Regions from separate parts of the Homo sapiens genome. Here region 2 is linked to region 1. Evidence: read pairs that join two places in POLR2A ChIA-PET (ENCODE). Cell type or tissue: Panc1. All regions are shown on one strand. Each heading gives the region's core, and the rest is flanking DNA. Links, peaks and the distances in the headings are about the cores only. Region 1 overlaps KCNMA1 (potassium calcium-activated channel subfamily M alpha 1). Region 2 overlaps KCNMA1 (potassium calcium-activated channel subfamily M alpha 1).

The links. Peaks named below come from ENCODE experiments on the same cell type or tissue, not always from the same donor. Only the 100,000 strongest peaks of a DNase experiment are listed, where the experiment ranks them.
Region 2: POLR2A ChIA-PET joins it to region 1 with 15 read pairs; 2 of 35 experiments call an interaction of 5 or more read pairs at or near these places.

The regions. Positions count from the first base shown.
Region 1 is chr10:77,513,146-77,521,474 of GRCh38, forward strand. The region is part of intron 1 of KCNMA1 (potassium calcium-activated channel subfamily M alpha 1); the gene reads right to left. It overlaps LOC124902464 (a long non-coding RNA gene), which reads right to left. Exons shown (of 2, transcript XR_007062205.1): 2 at 3,852-8,329. Among named protein-coding and RNA genes, the nearest start is that of KCNMA1, 120 kb to the right of the region's middle. In Panc1, for the core only: no CTCF peak of the experiment used is centred there; a DNase peak (open chromatin) is centred at 816; H3K4me3 peaks cover 1,184 bases; H3K27ac peaks cover 4,334 bases.
Region 2 is chr10:77,426,153-77,434,481 of GRCh38, forward strand. All of the region lies in intron 1 of KCNMA1 (potassium calcium-activated channel subfamily M alpha 1), which reads right to left. It also overlaps the pseudogene COX6CP15. Among named protein-coding and RNA genes, the nearest start is that of KCNMA1-AS3, 79 kb to the left of the region's middle. In Panc1, for the core only: CTCF peaks have their summits at 2,779, 2,985, 4,558 and 4,765; no DNase peak of the experiment used is centred there.

The DNA of each region.
Region 1 (8,329 bases), core at 9-8,008:
ACCTCATGCCCTAAACTCCACTCAGAGTGGCGTTTTTGCTGTTTCAGAAACAAGCAAGCTAATCCTTGCCACCAGGCCTTTGCACTAGCTGGTGCTACTACGTGGAACGCTCTTCCCCCAAATTTCCTCCTGGCTGGCTTCCTCTGAGTTCAAATGTCTTCTCCTCGGAGAGGCTTTTCCCATCCATCACAAAGAAACCCTCAGCATCATCTCACGCTATTGTCTTCCTACAAGTTAGCAGTAGCTTATCACTGTCTCCCTGAGAGCAGCCACCGTAGCTATCGAATGCACTGCTGCCTCCCGGGAGCCTAGCACTTATTCCAAGGCCTTGGAGCTTAGTAAATATGTGTTGCCTGGATAATGTATGTGAAAGAGCTTTGCAAACTGTAAAGTGCTGCATAAATGTAAGATAATGTCACAAATATCAAAAAGAGCCAGCCAAATAATTCAAAGAAAATAGGAAACAAGGGGAGAAGAGGGATGAGGAATTCAGAATGAAGCTGAGAGATTTCAAGTGATGATTCAAGAAATAAACCAAGCAACCAATTTTGTTAAATATGTGAGGCCACAGGGCGAGGGAAGCACAAACCACTCCAATGATCCATTCAGGCCATGTCTGCTCCACTCAGCCATAGAAACTGCATAAATTACAGGCAGCAGCAGTTTTCCTGGAGCCAGGCAGTAGAACACTCTCCTTGGTGCCGGCCTGGGAGGAGGATCCTGGCCTGGCAAGCAGGGCTGACTCAAGCTCATTGCATTAGCCCTCCCCTCCTGCATCTGGGCCCCTCTCACCGCAGTGCTGCCTGCCCAGGACCTGCACTCCTCCAGCGGGCGGGACTGTGACTCACAGATGGCCTGTCACTCCCAGTGCCAGCACAGAGCACCACCCGTGCCTATCTTTAGAAGTTTCGCAGGCTGAAAAATCAATTTGCCCGCCTGGCACCTGGGTCTGGGGCCTCCCCGCTAACATCAGTGGCAGGCGAAATGTGGCCTCCCCTCTGCCTGCCCTGATGCGTCAGACCTTACTCAGGGTCCCGAGGGCCTGGCAGTGCCGCCCAACAGACTCCTGTGAGCTGCTGCACCCACAGGTGTGCTGGTCTGCCCCTCAGAGATAGCCAGGCCTCACCAGAAGATGCGGGCAAACACCACGCCCTAGAAAATACTGGCAAGGGGGAAGCGAATCACTTTGCATCCTGGCTGCCTGACTGGCACATTCCCCAGGTGGTCATCTGGCACCTAATCCATGTGTGGTCACAGCAAACTGGCTTGCCCAGGTGGTACAAGTTCAGCCTCTTCCTCCAAGCAGGGACCAGAGGTAAGAGAACAGCACACAACTCCACGCCTTAATAAAAAGGCCCAGGAGGCAGATTCCCAACGCAGTGACAACTCCCAGCTGGCCCCCAGGCTTCCCAACTACTGAAAATGGCCACATGTGACTCCCACAAGCCAAAGGGACCCTGTATTACTGGGTATGCGGAGAGAGAACCATCTCAGACATTTCACCATATTAATAATCTCTCTTTCAATAAAGACTCGCTGAGCACCTGGCAGTGGCAGGGTGGGTGGAATAGGGTAAGAATAAGCTGAGGAACAAGAGAAAGGAAATCTCTGGCCCTGGCCCTGTACTTTCTCCTTGCACCTGTGGGCGCTCTGTGCTCAGCCTTTGAGATTTCCAAATCCCCTCTGACCTTCTGCCTCTTCACTCACGTCTAGACACCATTTTTACAGAAACCAGGAGCTACTGCCTGTTTTGTTTTTTTTTGTTTTTTTTCCAGTAATACAGCCTAGGGCCCTGCCCACCCCACCTCCTTTTCTTTATGAGATACAGTGAAGTCCAGCTGTCCTGCAGCAGATGAAAACAGAGAGAGGGCTCTCACCCGCTAGCTCTAGTTGAGAAATGAGAATGCCCCAGAAGAGCTTAAGGGCTCAAAAGCCATCTCTGAGAATTTGCAGAAGCACAATCCTACATGTTTGCTTCCTTAATCCAAAAAAGGATCCAAGGTCATGTGTCTACAGGAGCCAGCCTGTTACGGTGAGTGAGGGGTGCTGCATTCAGCACCGGGGGATGGGGGGGAAAGGAGAGCGTGCAATGGCTCTGCCCAAACCAATCATCACCATGAGGGGACACAGGCACACAAAGGTACATTTTCAATCTTTTATTTTTTCAAAAACAGCTAGCAATCCAGATTTTTATCCAAAATCTCCTTTGTAAATATAGGCAATTGATGAAAAAAAAAATTAAAAAACAATGAAGCCACATGGGCTAAACCAAACACACCTGTAGACTGCCAGTTTGTCCCCTCTCATAGGTAGGATGGGGTGACTGAATTCTGGGGAGCACGTTCAGAGGTCGCTATCTTTCTCTGCTTCTCCCCAGAGAGGTCTTCCTAGGCTGCCTCTCAGACACACAGCACCAGCCAGAGGGCAAGGACCAACTGATAAGCCAGGAAGTGTGGCTCCCATCACTTTGAGGAGGGAATCAGGAACTCTTTGGAAACCCCTGCTGTACACCTTGCTGGTGCCATTTCCCAAATATTTGTGGTTCACCCCTCGGCTTTCAGTGTCTCTTTCCTTCTCTGCCTCCCCACCCAGGGCTAACTCCTCTCCTTCCTGAAGACTCTGTTCAAGCATCAGCTCCTCCAAAGAGCTGCCCACTAAGCAGTGCCCCTCCCTCCAGCCCCTGGGCTGGGAGGCTTCCCGGCACCTGGCATATCATGCACTCTGCATGCCCACACACAACTTCCAGGCACTTGATTGACCCTCACTAGCAGGGAGCTCCTCAAGAGAAGGGCTGGTTCTCTTCCATCCCTGTTATCCCTGCAGCCAGCGCAGATCTTGGAACACAGAGCAGCTCCACACAGAACTGAACCAGCAACTTCTCCAGGAGCAAATGTTTTCTGAGCACTGGCCTATACCAGGTGCATGCGAAGGGTGCATAAGGCCACTGAGATGAATTTGACATATCCAGGGGCTTCAGAGGATCACAGTCTCTTGGGTCTGACAGATGTTTAAGAAATCCCCATCATGTAGAGTACCCACAGCCCACCCCCCTACTCCGCCCCGCCACAGCCACCCTCCTCCCATCCTTCCTGGGTCTTGGCCACACTTGCTCTTCCTTCTGCCTGCAACATGGCCCTTTCCTGAAATCTGCTCCAAACTCCCCTTAACAAAGAGCTTTCTCTCCATGCACCCTCCATAGCACTATTTTTTCCCATTCCCTGTTTCATTTGTGCTTGTGCACTTATGGCCACCTGGCTTCTCCTGTTTCCCTATTTGTCCTGTCTGTGGTCTGTCTCCACTACTAGACCTAACCCAATGAGGGCAGGGCCTGCATCTGCTTCGTTTTCTGCAGTATGCCCGGTGCAGAGGACAGCGCCTGACCCATGGTAGGTGCACAGTAAACAGTGGTTACCCGAATGAATTTAAGAATGAGAAAGTAAGATACGTTCCAAAAGCTCTGCATGCTGCAAAGGCCTCTGAGCCTCTATATGCTGAGAGGCAGCTGGACCTCTGCCTCCTCCTTTGCACGGTGGGCAGAGCACCTGCAGAACTTTCCACTTCTCATGCCTCATCATGTGTCTGGGCTCCGGCTCCGGTGCTGCAAAGCAGGTGAAGGGCCCCCTGTGCAAGTGTAAGAGGCTAAAACGGGGGTGCCTGTGTGAGCGGCTGGTGTGGGGTGGGCACCTGCCGGTGTACGGGAGACTGAAGGGTGGAGAGGGCCTCTCATGCAGGCATGTGTGAGCAGCTGCAGGTGTGTGAGCAAATGTGCATCACTGGGGAACAGGTGTCTGTGGATGAGGGAGGAAGTGAGGGTGAGGGTGTTTGTGGACATAGGGATGTGTGTTTTTTACAAAAAAAAAAAAAACAAAAGGTGAGGGGAAGCCGGCCTGCATACATGTGCATGCATGTGAACATGCGTGTGTGAATGTGGGGAAGGGCGCATTGGTGAAAAAGGTGCTGGTGCTTTTTCTCCCTGATGCAAACTCAGGCTGGAGAGACTGGGACTAGGCAGACCCTACCCTTGGCACTCCAGGAAGAGTTCCTCCCTCTATGAAGAGCTGCCTGACCTCATTCAAGGTGTACAGAAAGAAAGCAGTGTCACCGGAACCCAGGCCTCCACCATAAATGGGCCAGAGGCAATTCCACAGCAGTAACCGGGCAGGCAAAACCACCCCTGGAAAACACAAGCTGACACGAAGGATGAGCCTCTCAGGCCCCCTGGGCGTGGGGTCCCTGGAATCCCTCTGTCCCTGGCTCCTAGTGATTTTACACCAAGGCTGAACACATAGATTTGAGGCACCAGTGCAGTGCAGGACATGGGCGTGTTATTACCAGCTCCATGGTTAATGAGCATTGCATCCACTGGGAGCAGCCAGGCTGGGGATGCTAAGACCTGCTGGGTGGTTCTGCTGAGTTGGGGCTCATGGGGCAAGAAGGCCAGTTTCTGCCAGCCCCTCCCAGCAGCAGTGAGACAAGGACACAGACACTGAAGGGCCCGTGTTCTCAGCCTCTCCCCCTCCGACTCCTGCCCATCTTCCTGGTCACATCTCCTCCCACCGTCTGCCTTGCTTGCTGAGTCCATGCATTTGTTCATTTCCCCATTCAACAAGGAGGTATCAAGCACCACTATTTCCCAGGCACATTCCTAGGGTGTAGAACTGAAAAACACAGGTAAAGTACTGCCTCCATGCAACAGACATTGTAGTTGAGGAAACAGGCGATAAGCCAAACTGATAAGAGAAATATAAGGTGTGTTAAGACAAATATAAGATGGTGACAAATGCCCCAGAGAAAATAATAAAATAGGGAAGGGAGGCAGGAAGAGGGGCCGTTAATCAGGGTAGCCAAGGAAACTCTCCAGCAGCCAGCCTCGTTCCCTCCCCAGAGGCTTCACAGCTGCTGTTCCACACACCTGAAGTACTGTTCCCTCAAAGATCCCCCATAGTTTCCTTTTCCAGGCAAGTTGATCTTGTTCCACTCATTGGCCACTTCCTTAGAAAGACCCTCCCTGGCCAACTACATAAAACAGGTTCCCCATTGCACTCACATCACTATCCCCTTAGCCTGTTTCATATTCTAAAACCAGTTCTCATTATCTGAAGTTAGTTTATTATTTATTTACTATGTTTCTGCCTCCCCCAGTGAAATATGAGGTCTCAAAGGAGAGAGGATGTGTGTCTTGCTGACCACTATATCTTCAGCACCCAGAACAGGCCAACACATGGCAGGCCCTGGGACTGAAATTTCATAGTCCACTTCTTGTTCCTTTGGGTTAAGCAATGCCCTCCCCCAGCATCCATTTAAAAATACTCTCAGGCAAGTGATACATGAAGTCATGAACACTCTAGTATGAATCCGTCACTTCTCTCTAGGGGCTGCTCAGAAATCTAGGAGCACGTGTTAGTACTGAGGGAAGGGGACAGGGCCGAAGGAAGAAGCCCACAGGCTGCCTGCCCAAGCACAGGACTGGAAGGGAGGAGGCCTGGGTGTGGTGCCAGCTCTGTCCCCAGCTTCTGGGTAACCTCTCTAAGCATCCGTTTCTTCATGACTTAGAGCTGAGAGGGAGCTCTTGGTCACCTATGCTTTGGGGACTCCAGCGGGGAGGAAATGAGTCAATTAGGAGGACATGAAGTTGGCTGCCTCCTCACTTTGCCATCAAAGACAATAGGTCTATGTTCTGATCCCTGCCTCAGACAAAATGGAGAAAACCCAAAGATAGTGGGAAGCCGCCTGCACTGTATGAATGCACGCTTGGAGAAGACTGTCTCCCTGCTGCCCAGCACCCACTGTCCACGCATGGTTACTATTAGAAAGTTAATCATGGAAAATGCTGAGGTCTCTTTCCCCAGCCCTGCACCTCTCAGCTCCACACTACAATTTCATCTTCCATATAGTGTTACCAGACAGTGCCATTGGCTCCGTCCACTCACTTGTCCCAGGCCTTTATGACCTTTCCATTCAAGCCACACACCACGTCTGCTCCACAGAGCTGTAAGACACACTGGCTTCAGCCCGCCTGGCCTGGGCCAGCACGCTGACATTTTCCATGAGTCCACATCAGCCAGTGAAATGCTCAGAGGGGATTAAGGCAACCTTCTCCATCACCCCCGAGTTGCTTTAGGAAAGAGAATAACAGCACTGACCCCTCCATTGGCAGCTGGTGATATCCACACACCATCTCTATCCAGAGATGAAAGGCTCCTTCTCCATCCTTGACTTGCAAAACAGGGATTATTTCCCACCTCACGCTTTCTGAAATATCACCAAAGATGCAGCTGTGTTTGAAGGCCAGCCTCATAAAAGGCGTAGGACCCACGTGTCAGTCAACACTCCACTGAGAAGATAATTGATTTTTTTTTTGTTTTATGATTATTTGCGGGCACTGGTTCTCTTTCCATTAGCCTGGATAATCGAGGGAAGACTGTAAAGAGTATTAATATCACGGCCAAGGTCACTCAGCTGGCTCCTGCTGCCATTCCAACCCAAAGGCTGAATTACTATGGCTTTTACTAATAATAACAAGAACAATAAATAACATGAGTGATTATAAAGCCAGGGAACTCTGCAATTACCTCAACAATTAACACATCCCTTCGTGAAACACAGAACAGAAAAAATTTTCAAAGGTTCAAGTTAGAAAACTTCTGCATTCTGTTTGGTGCAAGTGACAGTCAGAAAAGGGCCTTGTTTGAGGGTATGCAGTGTGAGAGTATGCAGTGTGAGGGTATACATGAGGTCTGCAGTATGCAGTGCAGTGTGAGGGTATGCAGTGTGAGGTGTGCAGTATGCAGCGTGAGGGTATGCAGTGTGAGGTCTGGGGTATGCAGTGTGAGGGTGTGCAGTGTGAGGTCTGGCATATGCAGTGTGAGGGCTGGGGTATGCAGTGTGAGGGTGTGCAGTGTGAGGGTGTGCAGTGTGAGGGTGTGCAGTGTGAGGTCTGGAGTATGCAGTGTGAGGGTGTGCAGTGTGAGGTCCGGGGTATGCAGTGTGAGGGTGTGCAGTGTGAGGTCTGGCATATGCAGTGTGAGGGCTGGGGTATGCAGTGTGAGGGTGTGCAGTGTGAGGTCTGGGGTATGCAGTGTGAGGGTATGCAGTGTGAGGTCTGGGGTGTGCAGTGTGAGGTCTGGGATATGTGGTGTGAGGGTATGCAGTGTGAGGGTGTGCAGTGTGAGGGTATCCAGTGTGAGGTCTGGGGTATGCAATGTGAGGTCTGGGGCTGGCTCCAGTTGGTTTCCAACTTTACCAGGTGTGTGGCCCGGGCAAGTCACTTCATCTCAGCAGGTTCCTGCACATAGGGGCTGGTGAGGACTCAAGGATAAGGCACACTAAAGGGCTTGGCACAGTGACCAGCAGGTAGCAGCACTCTCTAAGTATTAGCTGCCATTGTTGTCTTTATCATTAATGTAACTACATCTTAATTAGGAATGATGGGATCTCATTTGGCCCCCACACCAATCCAGGAATTGAGATGAGAATAGTGTTTCCTCTACCATCCATCAGCCAATATCCAGCAGCCACCCCAGGGGAGGCCACTGGTCATCCCACGCCATATAAAGTTCACTGCCCCTGGATGGTAGGCTCACCCCAAGCCTGCTCCCTCATCCTCATTCCCATCCTCAACAGAGAGGAAAGTCCACCACTGTCTCCATTTTAAAGAGGCAGCCTGTGACATCCAAGAGACCTTCCAGCCTCAGGGAAAGGCGTGAACAAGAGCTCCAGCTGGGTCTTTACAGATGAAGCCCCACTTTGGTACCTCTTCTCCTAACAACCCCAGCTTTTGGAAGACATCAAAATTCCAAAGGCTCAGCTGCAGAAAGATCTTCCAAATTTCTCATTATAGTTATTCCCTGAAAGGCCAAGAGCTTTATTCTTCATCCATTTACTCAACACTTTCATGGAGCAACTGCTACGACGTGTCAGCCTCTGCAGGAGGCAGCTTTAAACTAAGTGTGACAGATGAGAAAGAACCATAACACACAAAGCAGGGAGAACAGTGATTCCAGCCAAAGAAAACAGCATGTGCAAAGGCCCTGAGGTGCATAAAATTTGGCATGTTCTCTGTGGATAGGGTTCTAAATCATGTCCAGGACAGGGGGACACCTTTGTGTCACCCTCATCTGAAAGCAACCTTTAAGAAGCCACAGGACAGACTGTCTTCAACTCAGAAAACCTCCCTGATACCCATCTTCCATCCTCCACCCCTACATTCTCACTCTTGTCTGGTTTCCTCAGTTACCATCCTGGTGCCTAATTTCTGGTGGCAGCAAAGTGCAAGATTAGAGGCCCACACACTAGTGCCCGGAAGCTTGGGCTTCAATCCCAGATCCGC
Region 2 (8,329 bases), core at 177-8,176, 87 kb before region 1:
GTCTGGAACATATTTATGGCCCCTGAAATAAACAGTTATTGATGACAGAGATGAAAAGAAGAAGATCCAATGGAGTAATCTTCAAGGCCTGCTTCAAGTCTTGCCTTGGTAAAGCTTTCTATTGGGCACTCATATAAAGCTTATATGACTTTTTTTTGTATATAACAGACATGTATATATGATGACTGTCTACTGGGTATGGTTCTGAGCACTCCCTAAATAGTAACTCATTGAATCCTCACAACAAGTTTATGTAGTATGTACTATTATTATGCCCATTTTACGGATGAGGAAAATAGGCATGAGGGGTTAGGTGAACGACTCGAGGTCACACAGTTATAAGAGGTTGAGCTGGGATATAAATCCAGACAGTCTGCGCTAGAGTTCGTGTTAGTTAAAGATGGATACAGTGTGCTGCTGTTATTATTCTTGTAGATGTTGACTATTATAGTCTCTTGTCTTGCGGAGCAGAGCTAGTCTCTCTCCCACTTTCTTGACAAATGGTAGGGGCCTCCCCTATAACATCTCTGAAGCCCCTGCAGCACTTCATAGAGCCAGTCAGAGTGAGTTTGCTGACCCACTTGCCAGGACTTGCTGTGCCCTCTGCCTTCTTCAAGGCATCCCCAGCAGAGCCTTAAAGGGCAAAGCCTGCACACCTCCCTCTGCAGCACTGCTGCATGCCCCACCTCCTTCCAGGGCCACGCTTTCCAACTTGTGACCTGGACCCAAAGTAAGAAATACATTTTACATCGTGACCCACACATACCTACTATACAAGTAATTGCAACACAGGATTCATGAAACAATACCTACACTATTACATGGAATGTACTTTGATATCCTGTATTTTTTAACATTGATTACAACTCACTAAATTGATTTCATAATCCACTTAGAAAATTCCTCTTAGGGGAGTTCAGCTCCAACATCTAGCACATGCAATTTCTGAGTGCAGTGCACAGCAATTCTTCCCAAAGGCAGCCCTTCCTGGTGCACATCAGCATCATGGTGCTGTCCCAGCCCAGATGGTCACTTATATATTCCCCAGAGCCCTGAGCCTGGCTGGAGCACCCAGGCAGTGGAAAGTCAATACAGGCTGGGAATCAAGGACCCATTCAAAACAATGCTCACAGCAGACACAGAGTGAAGAGGCTTGCTTTAGAGTATGATAGAACTGAGCTCAAATCTCACCTCTGCTAGTTACTAACTCAGATGTTATTGGACGGGTTCTTAACCTCTGTGAGCTTCAGTGCCCTCCCCTGGAAGGGGGCACTATCAATATGCACCACAGAGGGTGTTAGCTGAGATGTGGAGATGACTTGGCACAGCACCCAGATACAGATACTGAATCAGTGCCAGTCAGTGGTGGTGGGAGGTCTTTGCTAACACCTCACAAGGGCCTTCCCTCCCCTCTCTTTTTGTCTCTATATTTAGAGATTCTACAACCTTCAGAAGAAATAGCAGTACTTCCTAGCACATAGGTAACACTCAACAAATGTCTGAACCAATTAAGCAAGGGCCCAGGCTTTTGCCCAATAAGTCATCCAATCCTGAGCATCCATCCATTCATTTATTTATTTATTTATTTATTTATTTATTTATTTATTTATTTATTGAGATGGAGTCTCGCTCTGTCACCCAGGCTGGAGTGCAGTGGCATGATCTCGGCTCACTGCTGCAACCTCCACCTCCCACGTTCAAGCAATTCTCCTGCCTCAGCTTCCCGAGTAGCTGGGACTACAGGTGCATGCCACCACGCCTGGCTAATTTTTGTATTTTTAGTAGAGACAGGGTTTCACCATGTTGGCCAGGATGGTCTTGATCTCCTGACCTTGTAATCCACCTGCCTCGGCCTCCCAAAGTGCTGGGATTACAGGTGTGAGCCACCATGCCCAGCTCTAAGCATCCTTTTGAAGGAAGATGTGTTTTATAATCCCTTCTAAATTCAGTGGCCAATAAAGTCTGCTCCGTGAATTACACTCATTCAATCACAGCTGATATCTCTAGATCAAGGACAATGCCCCTCTCTACAGGTGGGAAGACAAAACCAGGAGGTCCCAATGTGGCTTCTCCAAGGTTCCCCCAAAGTTACTGTCAGTGCAGAGCTGGGGTGACAGAGCCCCTGCTCATCACTGCCTATGTTGCCTTCCAAGAGAGAAGCAAGTTGCTCAATAAATAGCTCATCACCCTAAAAATAACGAGGTCTCTGATGAGACTTAGTCTCTAATGAAACTAAGCACAGGACTGAGGGGGTGAAGAGCAAGCAGAAAATGGATTTCCACCATGGGCTAGACTGTTCACGTGGCCCAGTGGTGGAGAGAATCCTTAGGGAAAGCCTAACTCCGAAGCCCAGAGAAGGAAGGAAAACTAATAAGGAGTGTGTTTTGCAGGCTGATTTTTCTGAAGTTATCCATAGGAAAATTCATTTATGTGAGAGGCTAATTAGTCATGACAGTGCTTTGCTCCAGACATAATTGCATTGGTCCCATGCAGTCTCTGTGGGTCAGCCTGTAATGGAATTTCCATTACCTATTGTGTTTTGGTTACTGGAGAAAAATGTGTGATTGGGGAAGAAAGAGGGATGAAGAGAAAACATGAAAGGCTGGAATACCTTGAATATCCATAAAAACCATCTGTGATTTTAAAACTTCATAAAGATGATGGATCTCTAAGAGCCAGATAGTCTTCTTGGAATCTGAGCTCTGTCTGCGGGAACTGCTCCTGGCAGGCAGTGGGTTTTGAAATCCAAGTTTGTCAGACCACAGAGCAAAGCGAGCTGCCCCAGCTTGGCCACTAGGGGTGGAAACAAGACCCAGGAAAGGGAGACTAAATGTTCTTCTCAACTAGCCACCAGCTCTCAGGCTGCCAGGAATGCTGGGCTGTGGTAAATGAATATATAGATATATAGATATATGGGTCTGGTGCCAGAAATGTGCAGGTCTGCAGGGATGAGTATGAAAGGCCTCACCTCTCCTGCCTTCTAGAGAATAATATACAGTTCAAGAGCCAAAGATGCCTGAGGGTGAACTGGTATGCCAAGTTCGGAAGGGTCACCAAACCACCTAATCCCCCAAGTGTTAGAGCCAGGAACAGAAGGGGGTTTTAAGTTCAGGGTTTCTCAACCTCAGCACAATTGTCACTTTGGCTAGATGGATAAACTTTTTGTTGTGGGAGGCTGTCCTGTATATTGCAGGAGGTTTGGCAGCATCCCTGGCATCTATCCAGTAGCTATTCTCCTCCATTCCACCCCCATCCTTAATTGTGACAACTAAAATGTCTCCCAACATGGCCAAACGTCCCCTCGAGGGCAAAATCGCCACCATTTGAACATCGCTGGTCTACCCTTACAATTCCCAAAGTAGAATTCCAAGGAATATTAATTTCATAAGCTTCTCCCCAACACAAGTATTCTATGGTCAACTAAGTTTGAGAATCACTGCATATTGTACCCTCTTTTGGAAATTCCCCATAGTAGTCTATTAAAGGCCCTAAAAAGTTCTGCAATAAGAAGAACACTATTTAATTGTTTTGTTTGACCTAACATCTTGCAAGCTTTCTCAAACAAAACCCCTTTATTCCTATATTTGCATCTTTCAGAGTTCCTGTTCCAAAGAATATTGTGATTTATATATATGTTAATATGTATCTATCATATATGTATATATATGATATATCAGGCAACCCAACCTTTCCATTGAACAAGAGGAACTGAAGCAATAAGCAAGTCAGGGTTCAAAATCCTACTAAGAGATGAGTGTCAGAGCCATGCATAGAAGCTGAAGTCCTGATTCCCAGTCTACCTCCTTCTCTTACACAAATGATTTAGATTAATCCTCAAGAAGATACAAGATACAAGAAACCATCCTCTCACAGCCATGTCACAATTTGGTTTGTGAAAGGAAAGTAAAATCTTGGGACCCTCAACTCACTATGCCAAAAGAAAGAGTGAACTTTGTCATGCAAAAGCTGCTTTCTCTTTGTTCCTAAACAGATTGCTGCAAGAGAGAAGGTCACCTATCTCCCCAGGTAGCCTCTCTCACCCTGACAATGTATCTTCACAGGTAAGGGACAAAGACAAGACTAGAAATCATCCCTCTGCCCACCTCAAGACAAATGCAGATCTGACTTCTTCTTCCTCTACTCTATGTTTACTTTATCTTATGTAAAATACAAGATTTACTGAGCAGGAGCCGAATGCACTATTGAGTGTCCCTCTTTTTGCTCCTTCCCACTCTCCTGCCTTTAAATACTGAAGTTCTCAAAACCCTCTTTGGAAAAAGCACAGGCCACAGAGTCTACTGTAGCCTTTATCTCTTTTTCCTGGGCTCATCCTCAACCTTGGCAAAATGAACCTCTAAATTGATTGAGAACTCTTTCAGACATGTTTTGGTTTATAGGCTCCACCACCACCATCCAGAATACTCACCTAGGAACAACGCCTAGTGAAACATCAGCATTTCTGTTCCCCAGGAGAACAGACAAAGCAGGCACTTTTTGCAGACATAGTTGAGAAGGACCTCACAGTGGTCATAACAAGGGAGGGTGCAAGGAGGCGCCATCCACTTACATCATGTCCATGCACCTGCTAATCTACTATAAGTACAACTCCCATGAGAATCACTAAAGCTGATTCGTCTTTGTATCAATGCAATACATCTTTGTATTGTGGCGAGCACAGAGTGGGCCTCCATTAAGTTAGGTGGAAGGAATAAACTGTTAGGCAACACATGCTAAGGACTTGTCCATCAACATGCCTTGATTATAATTCACAGATCGTCACCAACACAATAAAGCCTCCCCAATCCTCTCTGTCCTCTTCATGATTTTCTTGGGAAATATTCTACCCTGGCCTCTCCAGGCTGCAGGGAACTACTCCTTTTAGGATGGCAGCTCCCCGCTTCCCTGACACATCTACTGTCATCTCTTCACTTGCGCCAGTTCAGAAAGATAAAAGATCAATTTCCAGCTCAGATCAGCCAGCCCAATGTCCCTCCTGAAGACAGTACATCAAGGGACCAGTTTCCTATCATTCTAGGTAGAAAACATGCAGTGACTGGTCATTCAGTCTCTTGATGGTCTCTCTTGCCAAAAGCAGGCACTGGAGAGGCCATAGATTGGCTCCCATTCTCAGATTGCAAACAATAGAACTAATATTGACAGAGAAACTGGATGGTATGACATTCTACAATTTTGCATGGGGATTGAAATGTAATCATACCTTGAGGCCTCTGGTATTCCAGGAATCCTCTTTCAGCCCTGGGAACAGAACAGTGTCCTAGGGATTTCTCTAATCCTTTTATGACATTCTAAGCAGAGTGTATGGATGCAGGAACAGCCAAGAGTCTCAGCCAGAGGGCAGACCTGGGGCCCCCTCTTGGTTTACCTTGGCTCCAGCCAGTCCAAAGAATACACAGGCAGCTTGCAGACCACTGAGTTGAGACTAAGGGCTCAGCCCTAGGGCAGCTGCAACACAAATGCAGCAGCAACTGCTAGATATTTGCAGCATGCCCCTGAAGTCTGGTCTGTTGTAAAAAAAAAAAAAAAAAAAAAAAAAAAAAAAAAAGGCCGGGAGCGGTGGCTCACGCCTGTAATCCCAAAACTTTGGGAAGCCGATGCGGATGGATCACGAGGTTAGGAGATTGAGACTATCCTGGCCAACATGGTGAAACCCCATCTCTAAAATATAAAAAATTAGCCGGGTGTGGTGGTGCACACCTGTAGTCCCAGCTACTCGGGAGGTTGAGGCACGGGAATCACTTGGACCCGGGAGGCAGAGGTTGCAGTGAGCCAAGATCGTGCCACTGCACTCCAGCCTGGCGACAGAGCAAGACTCTATCTCTGAAAAAAAAAAAGGCTCACAGCAAAGGGTGTGGAGGTTGGGATGCTCAGCTTCGGGGCAGGAGAAGCATACAGCAAGCCTCTCACACCTGCAGGACTCCAGGCTCCCAGAGCCACAGCTGCACTCTACCTCTCTCCTTTCCTTTCCCCTTCTGAGCACCTTCGGGTTACTGGGATAAAGTAGTGCTTAATGAGAGGCCAAAGGGACTTTGCCTCCTTGAGGCTTTTTGATTGCTTTGCACAAAACTCATAGAATCACCTTATGTTCCTTCACTTAATCAGTCACTTATGAGCACTATTCTAGGCACTGCGTGAGGCTGGGAAGGCCCTGCTCACCTGTTACTCTTACTCTGTTATGCTCTTCGTAAAATCCATCAAAAACAAGCAGTCATCCTGCTTCTCTTATTTCCCCATTTCACAACTGTGGAACCCAAGTACAGCCATCCAGTGTCAGACTCATGAACTTCAGAAGCAGAAGCCTGAAGATGAGCTTTGGAGTCACTGTCACAGCAACAAGCCAACTGGCATGCAGAAATGAAGAGACTCACTCAAATGAGGGACCTAAATCCCTTCTATGGTCAATGAGAAACAGAGGCCCATGAAAGGGAAAGGCCAGATACACCCTCACACAAGGAAGTGGTGGCAGAGCCAGGCCCAGACAGCAGAGATCTCAAAGGTCCCCATTTTCAATGTTGTGTTTCTTCCATACTGTCATTTCAAAAGAGCCATTTAAGGCTGGGACACTCTGGTCCCACTCAAAAAAAACAACAACAAATCATTAAACTTTCAACTTTTAAAAAACTACCAAACAGGTTGCAAAACACTTTCTTATCCTACACCTGGGCGAGAGAGACTTACAGAGGGGGAAGGGGCAGGGAGGGAAGAAGGAGAGGGTCATGAATGGTGAGGGGGAAGGGACTGAGTGAGGGTGGAAGTGTTCATGATTGGGATGGAGTAGAGATTAGGGAGCCTTGAACCTCCCTGAAGGTGAGAAAAGATCACGGATATCTGTTCATGAATTTAAAAAGACTCCGCAACTTCATATTCAGAGAGGAGCAGGACTCAGGAATCAGGCAATGGTCATGAGGTAAGTTTCAATTTTTCAAAACAAAGGTGATTTCATTTTTAAAAATTTGTTGTTTATTTGTCAAGAGAAACTATTTATTTTTATTTTTATTTTGAGACAGAGTCTCACTCTGTTACCCAGGCTGGAGTGCAATGCTATGATCTCCGCTCACTGCAACATCCACCTCCCGGGTTCAAGCAATTCTCACGCCTCAGCCTCCCGAGTAGCTGGGACTACAGGTGCACACCACCACATCTGGCTAATTTTTGTATTTTTAGTAGAGACAGGGTTTCACCATGTTGGTCAGGCTGGTCTTGAACTTCTGGCCTCAAGTGATCTGCCCACCTTGGCCTCCCAAAATTCTGGGATTACAGGCATGAGCCACTGTGCCCAGCCTTAAGAAAAACTATTTCTTAAGCCACATATTCATGTTTTATAGTTCAAGAACACAGGTCAGTGACAAATCTCTAGGTAATTCTTCCCAAAGGAATACTTTATATTCCAAAATCACTTTGCACTCTGAAAGATACCTCATCTCCTCAAAATCTTTCATAGAATCATAATTTCTGTAGAATCCGTGTATGCCTTCTTTTTTAGTTCAGCCACAGCAAAGTTACAGAGGGTTGCAACCCCCAGGGAAATAACAAATGCGCCAACAATATGAAATCACAGATGCTCAGCCAGAAGGCCATGTATCTGAGGTTTTGTCAAAGCACCGGAAGCCACAGTAGTTATTATGCTCAAAAGGTATGTCAGCCTCAACACCAGCATCCTTCCTGGCTGATCGATTTCATTTTTTGACAGATGAGTTTGACACCGCCAATCAGTGGCACCAAGGGACTGTATCATAATATCCTAATGGTCCCGAGGCTGATTCCCACGCCACAAGGGTAACTGCAATTCCATCAAGCCACAGCCAAATACAGAATGCCTCCCATTTAGGAAGCTCAGTTAAACTTTTTATGTCACCAACACGCCCCAACCTCAGAGTTGTCCCTTCCTCACTCAACACACGGGACATTTATCTTCAACGTCACCACCTAGCTTCAAGCTTCCTTCGGCTTCCCCAACCACAGTCCCCACTAACTACAAGCTCAGGCCAGCGCTACAGCCTGCTGACCACTGGCAAGGGGCCTTGGCACATCTAGACATCTGCAGCCAGGCCTGCCTCTCACCTTCTAGGCTATTTTCTCTGTAGAAGAACAAACTGCTTGAAAATCAGACTGCACCAGAACAGGCATTCTTCCTGCTGCTGTGGAAGTGTGTCTCGTTCCTGTGGAAAGGAGGTATCTTGTTCTGGACAGTGTGGGCTGGAGCTGCTGGCGGTCAGAACAGGGAAGATCGTGTTCAGGAAGAACACCATCCCTGAGAGAACCAGTCTCCCGACACACATCTCAAGGCCAGCCTGCACCAGCTCAACCCTCT